2 separate regions of the Homo sapiens genome follow, and region 2 is linked to region 1. Evidence: chromatin loops called from intact Hi-C (ENCODE). Cell type or tissue: GM12878. All regions are shown on one strand. Links, peaks and the distances in the headings refer to the core of each region. The heading gives the core; the rest is flanking DNA.

What was found. Hi-C counts contacts between places; a loop is a spot of excess contacts. Peaks named below come from ENCODE experiments on the same cell type or tissue, not always from the same donor. Only the 100,000 strongest peaks of a DNase experiment are listed, where the experiment ranks them.
Region 2: a loop joins it to region 1, with 7 times the contacts of the local background. A loop is called at or near these places in 4 of 110 quality-filtered maps.

The regions. Positions count from the first base shown.
Region 1 is chr19:2,620,280-2,628,627 of GRCh38, forward strand. The region is part of intron 2 of GNG7 (G protein subunit gamma 7); the gene reads right to left. Among named protein-coding and RNA genes, the nearest start is that of MIR7850, 6.3 kb to the right of the region's middle. RefSeq lists enhancers at 519-818, 1,698-1,897, 4,642-4,891, 6,702-7,901. In GM12878, for the core only: a CTCF peak has its summit at 4,353; DNase peaks (open chromatin) are centred at 672, 1,662, 4,434, 7,328 and 1 weaker place; H3K4me3 peaks cover 3,933 bases; H3K27ac peaks cover 5,495 bases.
Region 2 is chr19:2,084,173-2,092,520 of GRCh38, forward strand. It overlaps MOB3A (MOB kinase activator 3A), which reads right to left. Exons shown (of 5, transcript NM_130807.3): 2 at 1,003-1,156. Among named protein-coding and RNA genes, the nearest start is that of MOB3A, 8.0 kb to the right of the region's middle. RefSeq lists enhancers at 1,118-1,217, 1,160-1,885, 2,778-3,017, 3,648-3,777, 4,659-4,718 and 3 more. In GM12878, for the core only: a CTCF peak has its summit at 3,834 (motif pointing left); DNase peaks (open chromatin) are centred at 1,289, 2,979, 3,599, 6,239 and 3 weaker places; H3K4me3 peaks cover 6,685 bases; H3K27ac peaks cover 8,000 bases.

The DNA.
Region 1 (8,348 bases), core at 48-8,047:
AGAATGAAAGAAAGGCAGATCCCCCTGCACCCTGGCTACAGGCCGTCGTCCCGACCCCTCTCTCTGCAGGCAGGTCACTGCCCCCCTCACAAACCTCTGTCCTGATCCCCCAACCCACACACCAGAGCTGGGCCCATGCACCGGGAAACCTGCCACCCCAGGGGCCACTCCAGTCTCAGACCAACAGGATATTAAAAAAGGCGAAACCTCAGAACCGTTTCCTATCGAAACCAATTAGAAAGCTCTTGGGTATGAGTCCAATGTTTTCAAGCAACTAAAGGCAAAAGAGAAGATTTTCAACGAAACATCCCAGCTGGGGGTGAGCTTCTTAGGGTCCTGTCATCGGCCACCCTAGAGGGACCTAGGGGTGAGCTTATGCCGTCAGCACCCCCAGCCAACGTGGGTCGGCCAGTTAGCTGGGCGTGGTGTTGTGCGCCTGTAATCCCAGCTACTTGGGAGGTTGAGGCAGGAGAATTGCTTGAACCCGGGAAGTGGAGGTTGCAGTGAGCCGAAATCGTGCCATTGCACTCTGGCTCCGGGCAACAGAGCAAGACAGCTCTGTGCAGAGAACAGACTCCTGCGGTGGAAATGCTGGCTGCCTTTGAGGCTGGGTTCTGTGACCTTGGGTTTCCCAGCCTGAGCTTCCAGTTTCATTTATAAAAGGGGTGACGTGGCCGCCTTCCTGCAGGCGCTCTGAAGGTGGCAGATTACACAGAGGTGGTACGACTCATACAGGTTTCTGCAAACGGGGGCCCCATCAACAGTCACCTTTCCTTAGCACAGCGCCTTCCTCCTGGGGTGACCTCGCCCCTTCCTGCACACCCCAGGAGCTTCCTGAGACCTGAGTAAAGCTCACTTCCCTTGCAAGGGGTTTAGTGACGTCCCTTCAAAATTCTTGTCCACGGGGAACCTCGGAAAATGACTGTTACGGACTAATTGCATTTGCTTAAAACTTATGTTGAAGCTGGATGTGGTGGTCCACACCTGTGGTCCCAGCTACTCGGGAAGCTGAGGCGGGAGGATTGCTTGAGCCCTAGGATTTCAGGGCTGCAGTGAGCTATGATGCTGCCACTGCACTCCAGCCTGTGCAACACAGCAGCAAGACTCCAGACACAAAAAATTAATTAAAGAAAAATGGCTGGGCACAGTGGCTCACTCCTGTAATCCCAGCACTTTGGGAGGCCGAGGTGGGCAGATCACCTGAGATAAGGAGTTCGAGACCAGCCTGACCAACATGGACAAACCTCATCTCTACTAAAAACACAAAGTTAGCCGGGCGTGTTGGTGCGCGCCTGTAATCCCAGCTACTCGGGAGGCTGAGGCAGGAGAATTGCTTGAACCTGGGAGGCAGAGGTTGCAGTGAGCCAAGATGGCACCACTGCACTCCAGCCTGGGTGACAGAGCAAGACCTCATCTAAAACAAACAAACAAACAAACAAACAAAAACAAAGAAGGAGACACAGAGAGACAGCAGAAAACAGAAGCAGAGACTGGAGCAATTCGACGGTAAGCACAAGCCAGGTTTGCCAGAGCCCCCAGAAGCCAGAGGACGCGGAAGGATCCTCTCCTGTAGCGCCCAGGGGAGCACAGCTCTGCAGACAGCTTGGTTTAGTACTTCTGCCCTCCAGAACCGTGAGAGGACACACGTCTGCGGATTGATACTTCCGGGTCTGTGGTCACCTGTTATGGCAGCCACAAGAGGCTCGTCTGCCCCTTTTCTCTCCCCTTCCTTCATGCTGATCACCACGGAGGAGTGAGTTCGATTCCCTCTGCCTGCCCAAAACCCTCATCAACTTTTTTTTTTTTTCTCTCTCTTTTGAGACGGAGTCTTGCTCTGTCACCCAGGCTGGAGTGCAGTGGCGAGATCTCGGCTCACTGCAAGCTCTGCCTCCCGGGTTCACGCCATTCTCCTGCCTCAGCCTCCTGAGTAGCTGGGACTACAGGCGCCCGCCACCACACCCGGCTAATTTTTTGTATTTTCAGTAGAGACGGGGTTTCACCATGTTAGCCAGGATGGTCTCGATCTCCTGACCTTGTGATCCGCCTGTGTCGGCCTCCCAAAGTGCTGGGATTACAGGCATGAGCCACCGCGCCCGGCTCCTGGTGGTTTTTAAGCTTGCAAAGGGTGCGGGATAAGCCCTGCAGAAGTCAATGGTCAGTAATGAGGGCTGGGGATTCAGCCCATCTCCAGGGAAAGCCCCCGAAACTGGCAACACCAGCTGCTTCCGGGAAGGGGAACCCAATGCGAGCAACGCGGCAGAGAGGGGGCTTCCGGGAAGGGGAACCCAACGCGAGCAACGCGGCAGAGAGGGGGGCTTCCGGGAAGGGGAACCCAACGCGAGCAACGCGGCAGAGAGGGGGGCTTCCGGGAAGGGGAACCCAACGCGAGCAACGCGGCAGATAGGGGGCTTCCGGGAAGGGGAACCCAATGCGAGCAACGCGGCAGAGAGGGAGGCTTCCGGGATGGGGAACCCAATGCGAGCAACGCGGCAGAGAGGGAGGCTTCCGGGATGGGGAACCCAATGCGAGCAACGCGGCAGAGAGGGGGCTTCCGGGAAAGGGAGCTCAATGCGAGAGCAACGTGGCAGAGAGGAGGGCTTTGTTTTCACTTTCACCGTGTATCATTTATACCACTAGAGCTCTGACACCCCGGGCACGGCCACTGATAGAAAACATTGGTCCTTCTTCCTGGGGGTGTGTGGCCAAGTGAGGGTGGGTGAGGGAGAAGCCACTTTCCGGCTAAGGTCCTCAACACCCAGGCTCAGTCTGAGCTCTTCTGTGTCCCAGGAGGCAAAAAGGTGACCACAGGTTGGGCTGTAGTATCAAACCCAGAACAAACGGGGTGTTCCAAGCCTGGGCAACATAGCCAGACCCCATCTCTACAAAAAAATAATTAGCCAGGCGTGGTGGTGCACCTGTAGTCCCAGCTACTTTGGAGGCTGAGATGGGAGGATCGCTTGAGCATGGGCATTTGAGGCTGCAGTGAGCTGTGATCGTGCCACTGCACTCCAGCCTGGGCAACAGAGCAAGACCAGGTCTCAAGAAAACAAATAAACAAGGTGTTCCTTACCCAAAGGAATTGCAAGGAGGGGCTCGGACAGATACTTGTACTGTTCACTCATGTTCACAGCACCCAAAAGGTGGAAGCAATCAATCCAAGCGTCCATCAACAGATGGACAGATAAACAGCATGGTGCATCTGTATGATGGAATATTACTCAGCCATGAAAAGGAAGGGAATCCCAACACAGGCTGCAACACGGATGCACCTTGAGGACGTCACGCTCAGTGAGAGAACCCAGACACAAAAAACCAAATTGGCCAGGTGTGGTGGCTCACGCCTTTAATCCCAGCACTTTGGGAGGCCAAGGCAGGTGGATCACTTGAGGTCAGGAGTTGGAGACCAGCCTGGGCAATGTGGTGAAACCCCATCTCTACTAAAAATACAAAAATTAGCCGGGCATAGTGGCAGGTGCCTGTAATTCCAGCTACTCAGGAGGCTGAAGCAGGAGAATTGCTTGAATCTGGGAGGCGGAGGTTGCAGTGAGCCGAGGTCGCACCGCTGCACTCCAGCCTGGGCCACAGAGCGAGACTGCATCTAAAAGAAAAGGACAAATCTTGTGTGACTGCACGCCTAGGAGGTCCCTAGAGCCGTCAGATTCACAGAGACAGTCCATCTGTTGATGGACGCTTGAGTTGCTTCCACCTTTTGGCTGCTGTGAACATGAGCGAACAGTACAAGGGAAGCAGGATGGGGGGTGCCAAGGGCTGGGAAGGGGACGGGGAGCAAGTGTTTCACGGGGACAGAGATTCAGTCTGGGAAGATGGAAAGTTCTGGAGATGACGGTGGTGATGGGTGCAGCACCATGCAAATGTGCTTAATGCCACTGAACTGAGCCCTTAGAAATGGCTAAGATGGTAAATACTATGTTTCATATATTTTACCACAATTAAAAAAAGAAAGAAAGGGCCGGGCGCGGTGGCTCACGCCTGTAATCCCAGCACTTTGGGAGGCCGAGGTGGAAGGATCACGAGGTCAGGAGATCGAGACCATCCTGGCTAACATGGTGAAACCCCGTCTCCAATAAAAATACAAAAAAAATTAGCCGGGCGTGGTGGTGGGCGCCTGTAGTCCCAGCTACTCCGGAGGCTGAGGCAGGAGAATGGCGAGAACCCGGGAGGCGGAGCTTGCAGTGAGCCGAGATTGTGCCACTTAACTCCAGCCTGGGAGACAGCGAGACTCCGTCTCAAAAAAAAAAAAAAAAAAGAAAAAGAAAAAAAGAAAAGAAAGAAAGAAAGGTGCTCCAGTGGCTCTCAGGCAGAGCTCCACCTCTGTCTGGTTGCCGGTGGTGCCACAGCACAGCAGGCCTCTCGTCTCCGGAGCAGTGACTGTGACCTGTTGCCAGCCCTGGCGGCTATTCCTAGCAGCTCCTGACCTGCAGGAGGCTGAGCCCAGCAGTGCCTTCTGGGAAGGAGGGAAGGAGGGAGGCTTTCTGGTAATTACCCCCAGGCAGAGGGCAGGCGGGCACAGGGGCCCGAGCCCCTCCAGCCCATCCCACAGGCTCCAGGGTGTTTACTGAGCTTGCAGAATTCCACGCTGTGGGCTGGGCCACTCCTGCCCTGAGACAGGAAGACAAGGTCAGCTCAGGGCACAGAAGCCATCTCCTGGCTGTCACCTTTCCTTGTGGGTGCAGAGCCGGACCCCAGGCAGGGGTGGACGCCTGTGGTTTACCTCCCTGGGGGCTCGGGCCCTGTGCCGAGGGTGCATGTGTTGTCCCCTGGGGCCTCTAGACCTCTTCCTTTCTTTTGAGACAAGATCTTGCTCTGTCGCCAGGCTGGAGTGCAGTGGTGCGATCTCAGCTCACTGCAACCTCCGCCTCCCGGGTTCAAGCAATCCTCCTGCCTCAGCCTCCCGAATAGCTGGGAATACAGGTGCACACCACTGCACCCGGCTAATTTTTAAAAATTTTTTTGTAGACAAGGGGGTCTCACTCTTTTACTGAGCCTGGTCCTGAATCCTGGCCTCAAGCAATTCTCTCACTTCAGCACCCCAAAGCACTGGGATTATAGGTGTGAGCCACTGTGCCCAGCCAGGGTTTTTATTTTTATTTTTTGCAGAAATAGAGGGGGGTCTCTGTTGCCCAGGCTGGTCTCAAACTCCCGGCCTCAAGCGATCTTCCCATGTCGGCCTCTGAAAGTGCTGGGATTACAGGCGTGAGCCACTGCTCCCAGATTAGCCAGACTTCTCTCTTCTCCTCGGTCACGGGGATCAGGAAGCAGAGAACCAAGGTTCTGCCACCAACTTGTAGAAGGGCCATGGGTCACCCATGCCCCTCCCAGTGTTTCCATGGTTGCCAGGGAAGCCAGTGAAGGGCAGAGTCTTTGGGGAGGAGGAAGCTGGGTCAGAGAGGAGATGAGGGTGTGAGAGGGTGAGCAGGTAGCGCCCTCACCGTGCTGGGCACAAGACAAGGACTTCAGAGCTGATTATTTTGGTTTTGGGGTTTTTTGTTTGTTTTTGTTTTTGTTTTGTTTTTGAGGCGGAGTCTCACTCTGTCGCCCAGGCTGGACTGCTCACTGATGCTCACCGCAACTCCGCCTCCCGGGTTCAAGCGATTCTCCTGCCTCAGCCTCCCAAGTAGCTAGGATTACAGGCGCCCACCACCACGCCTGGCTAATTTTTGTATTTTTAGTAGAGATGGGGTTTCACTATGTTGGCCAGGCTGGTCTCGAACTCCTGACCTCAGGTGATCCACCCGCCTCGGCCTCCCAAAGTGCTGGGATGACAGGCGTGAGCCATGGCGCCCGGCCTGATTATTTCATTTACTCCCTGCAGCAACCCTGGACTGCAGGGGTGGTGATCACCCCCCATTTTACCAAACAGAAGCAGAGAGTGACCGCGGGTGCCCACCTGACCCCGTGTCTCCAGCGGGAACGTGAAGCTGATGCTGCTCCCGCCCCAGGCCTGAAGCCGGCCCCCTGCCCCAAACCAGCCTGACCAGCGGCACCGTGGAAACCCACCGGGATCTCTGCCACCCACAGGAGGCTGGGGCATCTCTCACCCCCTCTGTGCCTCAGTTTCCTAATCTGTCACACAGGGAGGCTGGACCCAAACCAATTGATTGTTGTCATGGGTGGAGCCGGAACCCGCTATGGCTCCCTCCTGCCCTCGGGATAAAATGCAGCCTCTGCCGTGCGGCCTCCTCACTCCCTCCCTCTCACCTTTTCAAGGTCCTGGAACCATCTCTGCACCTGTATCCCCCACCCCACCTGTCACCTTCAGGGCACTAGCAACACTCAACTCATGTCACTTCCTCCAGGAAGCCCTCCCTGAATTCCCGAACAAAGCTCCTGGTGTGGGCACCTGCTTTCACTCTTGGGCGGTGTTGTCTTCATCGGTTCACTCAATCAGGGTCTCAACTGGGGTAATTCTGTCCCCTCAGGGGACACTGGGCGGTGTCGGGGGACATCTGTAATTGTCATGACGGAGGGAAGTGGGACCTTCCCTGACTAATATTCCCTCACATCGGTCCATGCTCCTGGCATGGAGTGGGTGGAGGCCAGGGATGCTGCTCAGCACCCTGCAGTGCCCAGGACGGCCTCACCCCAGAGAACAGTCCAGTGTCAGTGTCCACAGTGCCCAGGGGGAGAGACCTGCTTTAATTATTTGGGAATAAACTGAGTGTCCTCCCTACTCACACCAGACACTGGAATAAACTCCAGATGGAGCAGACGGCATAAACCCGGGAGCCCCAGCTCCTGGGACTCATCTCCTCTCTCTCTTCCCACTCAGGTGTGGATTTCAATGTGTGCAGCCTCCTGGGACCTCCGCAGGGCAGAGGATCATGGGATGCAGAATCTCTTGGGGTCTGTGGAATCTTCTATCCCAGAGGGTCTCAACCAAGGTGTTTCTGTCCCAGGGGACGCTGGGTGATGTCTGGGGATATTTGTGGTTGTCATGACTGGGGGTGCTCCTGGCATGGAGTTGGTGGAGGCCAGGGACACTGTCAGCACCCTGCAGTGCCCAGGATGACCCACCCCAGAGAACGATCCACCTCACATGTTAAATGGCGGTAAGGGGGTGAACCCACCCCCTGCATGGCTCCAGGGGCACCCAGAGTGGGGCCCCAGCCCTGTGGCCGCCTCTCCTCCCACTTCCTCCGGGCGCCTGTCCTCTGCACCTGCATCCTCTGGCCCTGGCTCCCTTCAGAGCTGGTCACAGCTGGCAGCCCGCGTGCTGTAAACACCCACCCAGGCGTGCCAGCCAGACCTGGCTTTCTGTCACTCCCGGCTGATTCTGAATTCCCAGTCTCACATGGGCCAGAGGGTGACTGGCTCGAGACTTGCCTCTCATTACGAGCAAAGCTCTGATTCAGCCGGAATATTAGTCAGGGTACAGCATGTCACATTCCAGGAGGCTGATCAGCTCCGACCTCAACACCGGCAGCTGACTCAGCCCGGGGAGTTGCATGTGCTGACTACTCCTTCTGAGCCTCACAGTTATGTTCTCGAGATTTCACTCAGTGTCCTATGGTGTCACTGGTCCTGGTCGCAGACACAGACTCACCTGTGTGCAGGAGGTCAGGTGAGGATCGGTCCCAGCACCTTCATTCTTTGTTTCTTTCACTCACTCAGTAAACATCTGGTGAAGACTTGGACCAGATCCCTGATCTTAATGAAGGAGGTGACGGTCCGGCCCAGGTGACAGGCACAGTTAATGTGATGATCACAACACAGTTGCCATGTGACCCTGGGCACGTCAGCCCCTCTCAGCTACTGTTTTCTCCTATGTGAAGTGGAGATCATTATCTCAATCTCAACATGGCAAACAACACGGCAAGTGTATGAGTCAGCTACTGCTGAGTAACAACAGCGGCAACAAAGACACCATTTGCCATCTCACAACTTCTGTGTGTCAAGAGTCTGGCTTAACTGGGTCCCCCGCTCAGAGTCTTATAAGCCTAAAATCAAGGTATGGGCTGGGCCGAGTTGTCATCTGGAATTTGGGGTCCTCTTCTGAGCTAGTTTGGTTATCGGCAGAATTCATTTCCTTGCAGCTCTAGGAATGAGGTCCCTGTTTACCTACTGGCTGTTGGATGTGAGTGCTCTGAGCCCCTAGAGGCTACTCTCAGGTGTCTGCCACATGGACCCTCCACAGGCAGCTCACGACATAGCTGTTTGCTTTCTTTAAGGCAAGAAACCCCTTCCCTTTCTCTCTTTCTTTCAACTGTGGTGTGTGTGTGTGTGTGTATATATATATATAACATAAGACGGATCATCTTAACCACGTTTATGTGTACGGTTCAGTGATGTTAAGTATACTCACACTGCTGTGCAATGGCTCTCCAGAA
Region 2 (8,348 bases), core at 328-8,327, 540 kb before region 1:
CCTCTTGGCATGTCTGTCTCCTTTCAGAAGGTGAGGGGTGCCAGGCGAGGTGGCTCATGCCTGTAATCCCTGCACTTTGGGAGGCCGAGGTGGGTGGATCACTTGAGGTCAGGAGTTCGAGACCAGCCTGGCCAACATGGTGAAACCCTATCTCCACTAAAAATACAAAAAACTAGCCGGGTGTGGTGGCATGTGCCTATAATCCCAGCTACTCAGGAGGCTGAGGCAGGAGAATCGCTTGAACCCAGGGAGGCGGAGGCTACAGTGAGCTGAGATCACGCCACTGCACTCCAGCCCTGGTGACAGAGTGAGACTCCGTCACAAAAAGAAAAAGGTGCAGGATTTTCAGTGGAAGTTAACATCTTCTGAAGAACCTTGTGGACTGGCAGAGTTCCCGTCACAGCAGACGGTTTTTTTTTTCCTTTTTATTTTTTTTGAGACAGGATCTTACTCTGTCGCCCAGGCTGGAGTGCAGTGGCATGATCTTGGCTCACTGCAAACTCTGCCTCCCAGGTTCAAGCAATTCTCCTGTCTCAGCCTCCTGAGTAGCTGGGACTACAGGCGCCCGCCACCACACCCAGCTAATTTTTGTACTTTTAGTAGAGATGGCGTTTCACCATGCTGGCCAGGCTGGTCTCAAACTCTTTACCTCGTGATCTGCCCGCTTTGCCCTCCCAAAGTGCTGGGATTACAGGCGTGAGCCACCGTGCCCGGCCTAGTTTTTTTTTTATTTAGAGACAGGGGTTTCACCATGTTGCCTAGGCTGCTCTCCAATTCCTGGCCTCACGCAATCCTCCCACCTCAGCCTCCCAAAGTGCTGGGATTACAGACGTGAGCCACCATGTCCGGCCCGAGCAAAGCGTTTTCTATCAGGAACAAACACAGGCTCCTTGGCGGAGGGGTGATTGGCCACAGAAAGGGGTCTTTTCCAAAGAAAGGCCGGGGTGGCCTCGGGACCCTGACTCCCGCCCTCGTTGTCCCCTGAGGCCGGGGGCAGGTTACCGTGTCTGGGGCTCCCTCCGCTCTGCTCTTCTCGGATTCCTCCAGGAACAGTGGAGAAGACAAGGCAGGAATCAGCTCTCAGAATTCCACACCAAGGCCTTCTGGGCTCCCCCGGTCTTCCCACGGACGAGACACAAGTGACCCTTGGAAACTTCTAGAGAAATGAAAGGTGAAATGACAAATTCCCCTGCTGCAACACTTTTTTTTTTTTTTTTTTTGAACAACACAGTTTCTCTAAGCAACCAACTGGTATGACCCCTCCCCCACCGAGGTGTAGCAGCTCACGGACCACAGTCACCCACTTCCTTCCGGAGGTTTCCACATCCTGCCACTGCCTCGGGGACCGCTGCCCCAGAGCACGGGAGGCGCCTGAGAGACAAGCCCTGAGTGGAGAAGTCAGTTCCATATGTTCTAGGTCAGTGCACAACACTGGCTCCCGGCCTGGCAGCCCAGCCCTCATACTTGGCTGGAAGATGCTCCCAGCCCAGAATCTGTCCTGCTAAAAAAGGCGCTGGGCGCGGTGGCTCACGCCTGTAATCCCAGCACTCTGGGAGGCCGAGGTGGGCGGATCACAAGATCAGGAGATCAAGACCATCCTGGCTAACTCGGTGAAACTCGTCTCTACTAAAAATACAAAAAAATAGCCGGGCGTAGTGGTGGGCACCTGTAGTCCCAGCTACTTGGGAGGCTGAGGCAGGAGAATGGCCTGAACCCGGGAGGCAGAGCTTGCAGTGAGCGGAGATTGTGCCACTGCACTCCAGCCTGGGCGACAGAGCAAGACTCTGTCTCAAAAAAAAAAAAAAAAAAAAAAAGGCAGCATCCCGGAGCCACCTTCCAAAATCTGAGTATTTATTTATTTTTACTTTCATTTATTTATTTTTTTGAGACGGAGTTTTGCTCTTGTTGCCCAGGCTGGAGTGCAGTGGTACGATCTCAGCTCACTACAACCTCTGTCTCCCAGGTTCAAGCGATTCTCCTGCCTCAGCCTCCCAAGTAACAGGGACTACAGGTGCCCGCTACAACGCCCGACTAATTTTGTATTTTTAGTAGAGGTGGGGTTTCGCCATGTTGGCCAGGCTGGTCTCGAACTCCTGACCTCAAGTGATCTGCCCACCTCGGCCTCCCAAAGTGCTGGGATTACAGGCGTGAACCATAACGCCCAGCCTCTGAGTGTTTATTTTTACTTTTTTATTTTTATTTTTTTGAGGTGAAGTGTTGCTCTGTCACCCAGGCTGGAGTGCAGTGGCGTGATCTCGGCTCACTGCAACCTCTGCCTCCTGGGTTCAAGCGATTCTCCTGGTCAGCCTCCTGTATAGCTGGGATTACAGACACACGCCACCATGCCTGCCTAATTTTTGTATTTTTAGGAGAAACTGTTCCACCATGTTGGCCAGGCTGGTCTCAAACTCCTGACCTCAGGTGATCTGCCCACCTCGGCCTCCCAAAGTGCTGGGATTACAGGCGTGAGCCAGCATGCCTGGCCTGAGGGTTTACTTTTAAACGTTACAACTGCTCCTGGTGCTGGTAGGCCACCCTCACTCCTGCTGGAGGATGGCTGCGTCTTCCCTGATCACCCAGGCGTGCATCCTGTCACTGTTTTGTGCTTTTGTCTGGTTTACATTTTTGTTTTTTTTAGAGACAGGGTCTTGCTCTGTTGCCCAGGCTGGAGTGCAGTAGTGCAATCACAGCTCACTGCAGCCTTGACCTCCCGGGCTCAAGTGATCCTCCCACCTCAGCCTCTTGAGTAGCTGGGACTACAGGCACACAACACCACACCTGTATAATTTTTGTATTTTTGTAGAGATGGGGTCTTGCTATGTTGTCCAGGCTGGTCTTGAGCTTCTGGAGTCAAGCGATCTTCCCACCTCAGCCACCCAAAGTGCAGGGATTACAGGTGTGAGCCACTGTGCCTACTGCATCTCTGACTTCTCTCGTGGGAAAGCAGACAGGCAGGAAGCAAGGCCTGCCCAGGCCCCTCTGGGCCAGGTGCTATCGAGGGCTTAGCATACTGTCCTAATTCTCCTGATAGTCTTTTCTTCTGTTTTTAGATTGACATATGACTCACATCCCACACGTTTTAACCTTTTCAGTTACAGTTCAGGAGTACAGTTACGTGACTCCTGGCACGTTTGGCGTTGCGCAAACACCACCTTTATCTAATTCCAGAACACTTTCCTCACCCCTAAAAGAAGCCCTGGCCAGCTGCAGTGGCTCACGCCTGTAATCCTGGCACTTTGGGAGGCCAAGGCAGGAGGACTGCTTGAGGCCAGGAGCTCAAGACCAGCCTGGGCAACATAGTGAGACCCATCTCTGTACGAAATAGTTAAGAAATTAGCCAGGCATGGTGGATGTGCCTGTATAGTCCCAGCCACTTGGAGGCTGAGGTGGGAGGATTGCTTGAGCCCAGGAGATCAAGGCTGCAGTGAGCTATGATTGTGCCACTGCACTGCAGCCTGGGGGACAAAGTAAGACCCTGTCTCAAAACAAAGCTAAGATCGTGTCACCTAGGGGACAGTTACAGTGATGAGACGTCACGGACACCTGTGGTGCCTGCTTCAGAGGACTCAGCCCAAAGTTTCAAGAGACAAGAGACCAAGTGTCAGAAAGAGGAAGCCACAGGGAGGAACGCCCCAAGCTACCATCCCAACCCAGGGCCACACTCCTTTCACGGAACTTTTTCCTAACCCAGGGCCGCAGGATCTGGGCTTGACTGGGCACCACCGACTTGGCACCGCCTTCTTGGCCTCCTGGATGGCTTCAGTCTGAACGTGGGGGCAGGAGCCATGCTCTGAGCCCGCCCAGTGGGAGCCAGGGGCCCACCCCAGTCTCGCCTCCTCGTGGCCACTGTGAAGAGCTCTCAGCCACACTCAGCTGCAGTGGGGGTCTCACCTGGGGGGCGATTCTGCACCCCGGGGACTCATACTGGGTGATGTCTGGGGGCATTTGTGGTTGTCATAACTGGAGGATGCTCCTGGCACAGAGTGGGTGGTGGCCAGGGATGCTGCCCAGTGCCCTGCAGTGCCCAGGATACCCCACCCCAGAGACTAATCAGCCTTGAATGTCCACAGTGCCGAGGGGGACAAAGCTTGTCCTGCGAGTGGCAAGGCCGGGGATCTAACTGTTCTTGTTTGCTTTATTTTATTTTTTGAGACAAAGTCTTGCTCTGTCATCCAGGCTGGAGTGCAGTGGCACAATCACAGCCCACTCCAGCCTCAACCTCCGGGGCTCAAGCAATCCTCCCACCTCAGCCTCCTGCGTAGCTGGGACTCCTGGCGTGCGTCCAGATAATTTTTCTATTTTTTTTCTTTTTTGAGATGGGGTCCCGCTGTGTTGCCCAGGTTGGAGTGCAGTGGTGCGATCTTGGCTCACTGCAACCTCCGCCTCACGGGTTCAAGGATTCTTCTGCCTCAGCCTCCTGAGTAGCTGGGACTACAGGTGCGCACCACCACACCCAGCTAATTTTTTTTGTATTTTTAGTAGAGACAGGGTTTCACCATATTGGCCAGGCTGGTCTCCAACTCCTGACCTCATGATCCGCCCGCCTCGACCTCCCAAAGTGCTGGGATTACAGGCATGAGCCACCACACCCGGCAATTTTTGTATTTTTTGTAGAGACGGGGGTCTTGCTATGTTGTCCAGGCTGGTCTTAAACTCCTGACCTCGAGCAGTCCTCCCACCTTGGCCTCCCAAAGTGCTGGGATTATAGACATGAGCCACGGAGCCTGGCTCTGTCTCCCTCTTTAATGAGTAATTTTTACAAATTGCCAACCTCACCACTAGTTAGTACACAGTGACTGTAGTTGTCAGAGGCTCAAACGTGTATCTGGCCATCCGTGTTTCTCCTGCTTTCTGGGGAGCACTTCCCTACGCACTCATAAACTAACCCTACAGGGGTTCATGCCGCAGCCCTGTGAGGCTGGCAGGGCAGGCTGAAAGCGAATGCTCTCATTCCTGCTAAGTGATGGTGGACCTTTGCTGTCATTAGTAAACAGGCCTGGCATTTGCTGGGGCCCTGGAGGACCTGCTCTCGTGAAACTCATCATTTCCTGGCTGGCGGGAGGGGCTCACCCGTGCTGCACGTCCAGAAGCTGAGGCCAGTTGCCTCGCCTGAGGGTGGGAGGTAAAAGGTACAAGTCTGGGCTTGAACTCAGATCCTTCAATTCTGAATCTGCTGCGTCTGCCACTAGGGCAGCGTTTCCACTCTCTGCACTGTGGACATCGGCGTGGGTCACTCTCTGGGGAGGGGCCATCCTGGGCACTGCAGGGTGCTGAGCAGCGTCCCTGGCCTCCACCCACTCCATGCCAGGAGCACCCCCAGTCATGAGAAAAACACAAATGTCCCAGACTTGGCCCAGTGTCCCCTGGGGGCAGAATTACCCTCAATTGACACCTCTTGGGTTAGGGGATTCCACGGACCCCCAAGAGACTCCGTGGCCCATGATCCTCTGCTCTGCTGAGGTCCCAGGAGGCTACACACATTGAAATCCACAGAGGGGGAGAGGAAGAGAATCCCAGGAGCTGAGGTCCCCTGGTTTACACCGTCTGCCATATTGGGAGTTTATTCTGGTGTCTGGTGTGAGCAGGGAGCAGACTTGATTTTTTTTTCCCAAATAACTAATGCAGTCCCCCACTTGGCATTCAGGGCTGGATCCTTCTCTGGGTGAGTTTGTCCTGGGCACTGCAGGTGCTGAGCAATGTCCCTGGCCTCCACCCACTCCATGCCAGGGGCAGCCCCTCCTCTAGTTGTGACAAACACAAATGCACCCCCCGCACTGCCCCGTATTTCCAAGTCCCCTGGGGGCAAAACTGCCCTGGGGCAAGACCTCAGCTAGATTGGCAGCTTCCCCTCTGATCTAATCTACCAGGGACTCCACTGAGGGGATTCTGGGGGCCCCGATACCCGATCCATCTTAGCCCAGCCAAGTCCGCATCCCCAGAGCTCCGCAGCTGCCAGGCGCTTCTGAAACCAGCATCTGCAGCCCGGCAGAGCTGGCATGGTGACTCAGGCTGCCTTGGTTCTCCAGGGCACGTAGGGTGCGACTCCCCACCCAGGTGTCCCAGCTCAGCCCATCCCTTTGTCCCCGGTGGGAATTGTCTGTGCTTGGAGTGGCTCACACCCCCGACCACTTCCTTTTTCTTCTCATTTGCCTCGTGGCCCAGAGGATGTTGGCGGGCTGAGTCAGGGATAGACCACCCTGCCCCCTGCCCCCACAGGCCTGAACACGGTGAAGATTCTGCCCCTCAACACCGGACGATGTCTGGGGACATCTGTGGTTGTCAGGTTTTGGGGGAACTCCTGGCATGGAGTGGGTGGAGGCCAGGAACGCTACTCAGCACCCTGCAGTGCCCAGGACACTCCACCCCAGAGAATGACTCAATACCCAGGGGGAGACCCTGGCCCCAGCCCCACACAGGAAGTAACAACTTCCTCCTTCCCTGTGGGACTTATGGTCAATGAAATACGACATTAAACATAGCAATGATACAAATACGTTATTTTTTTTTTTAAGACGGAGTCTCGCTCTGTTGCCCAGGCTGGAGTGCAGTGGCGCGATCTCGTCTCACTGCAACCTCCGCCTACTGGGTTCACGCCATTCTCCTGCCTCAGCCTCCCGAGTAGCTGGGATTACAGCTGCCTGCAACCGTGCTCAGCTAATTTTTGAATTTTTAGTAGAGACGGGGTTTCACCGTGTTAGTCAGGATGGTCTCGATCTCCTGACCTCGTGATCCGCCCACCTTGGCCTCCCAAAGTGTTGGGATTACAGGCGTGAGCCACCGCGCCCGGCCAAAATACGTGCATTATTTTAACACACTTTTAAAACTAATAAGCTGAATATAAAGCTCTGCATTAAAGCCAGAAGACCTAAGAGAAAACCCACAACCTGTGGGGAAGAAAAGGGAGGGAAACCTCCGTGAAACTGACCCCTGCAGTAAGTAACCCTACAACCAAGATTCCAGTGCCGGCTGCTGGCCAGATCAGGGGAACACGCGCTTCCTGCAGAGTCATTCCCAAGCCCATCTGGCTGGAAAGAAAAGCCTTAAACTTGAGCCAAAACCTCTCAACCCAGAGGAGACTTCTCATCCTTGTGTAACCCAGGACGGCCCGGCCACACAGTTTTAAGAAGAATGAGACACAGGCTCTGACACGGAAGGACACCCAATATCCGATAAGTGCAAAAAATAAGTTGCAAAACAGTATGGATACCCAGACCTTTTTTTCTTTTTTGGAGACCGAGTCTTGCTCTGTCACCCAGGCTGGAGTGCAGTGGCGCAATCTCGGCTCACTGCAAGCTCTGCCTCCCGGGCTCAAGCAATTCTCCTGCCTCAGCCTCCCAAGTAGCTGGGATTACAGGCGCCCGCCACTACGCCCAGCTAATTTTTGTATTTTTGGTAGAGACGGGGTTCCACCATGTTGGCCAGGCTGGTCTCAAACTCCTGACCTCAAGTGATCCACCCACCTCGGCCTCCCAAAGTGCTGGGATTACAGGCGTGAGCTACTGCGCCCAGGCTCTAAGACCTTTTTTGTTAAAGAAGGAATAAAAGCCGGGGTGCGGTGGCTCATGCCTGTAATCCCAGCACTTTGGGAGGCCAAGGCAGGTGGATCACAAGGTCAGGAGTTTGAGACTGGCCTGGCCGAGATGGTGAAACCCTGTCTCTACTAAAAATACAAAAATTAGCCAGGCGTGGTGGCGGGCGCCTGTAATCCCAGCTATTCAGGAGGCTGAGACAGGAGAATCGCTTGAACCTGGGAGGCGGAGGTTGCAGTGAGCCGAGATTGTGCCACTGCACTCCAGCCTGGGCGACGAGCAAAACTCTGTCTGTAACAGAAAAAAAAAAGAGAAAGAAAGAATAATAAATTGCTACAACCATGAAAAAAAATAAGGAACTATTGTGTCTGGAAGGAAAGGTTTTTTTTTTTTTTTTTTTTAGCTGCCTGTTTGTTTGAGATGAGGTTTCGCTCTATCCCCCAGGCTGGAGTGCAGTGGTGCAATCACGGCTCACTGCAGCCTCAACCTCCTGGGCTCAAATGACCCTCCCACCTCAGCCTCTCAAGTAGCTGGGACCACAGGTGCACGCCACCACGCCCAGCTAACTTTTGTATTTTTGGTAGAGATGGGGTCTTACTATGTTGCCCAGGCTGGTCTCAAACTCCTGGGTTCAAGCTATCCTTCTGCCTTGGCCTCCCAGAGTGCTGGGATCACAGGCATGAGCCATAGCGCCCGACCCTCTGTGAATCTTTGTGGTAAACTGACATACTTTTCCCAGTCTGGGTATATAAGGAAAAAAACAGTCATTTTGATATACTCAAAAGGAAAAGGGGGTGAGGCGCGGTGGCTTACGCCTGT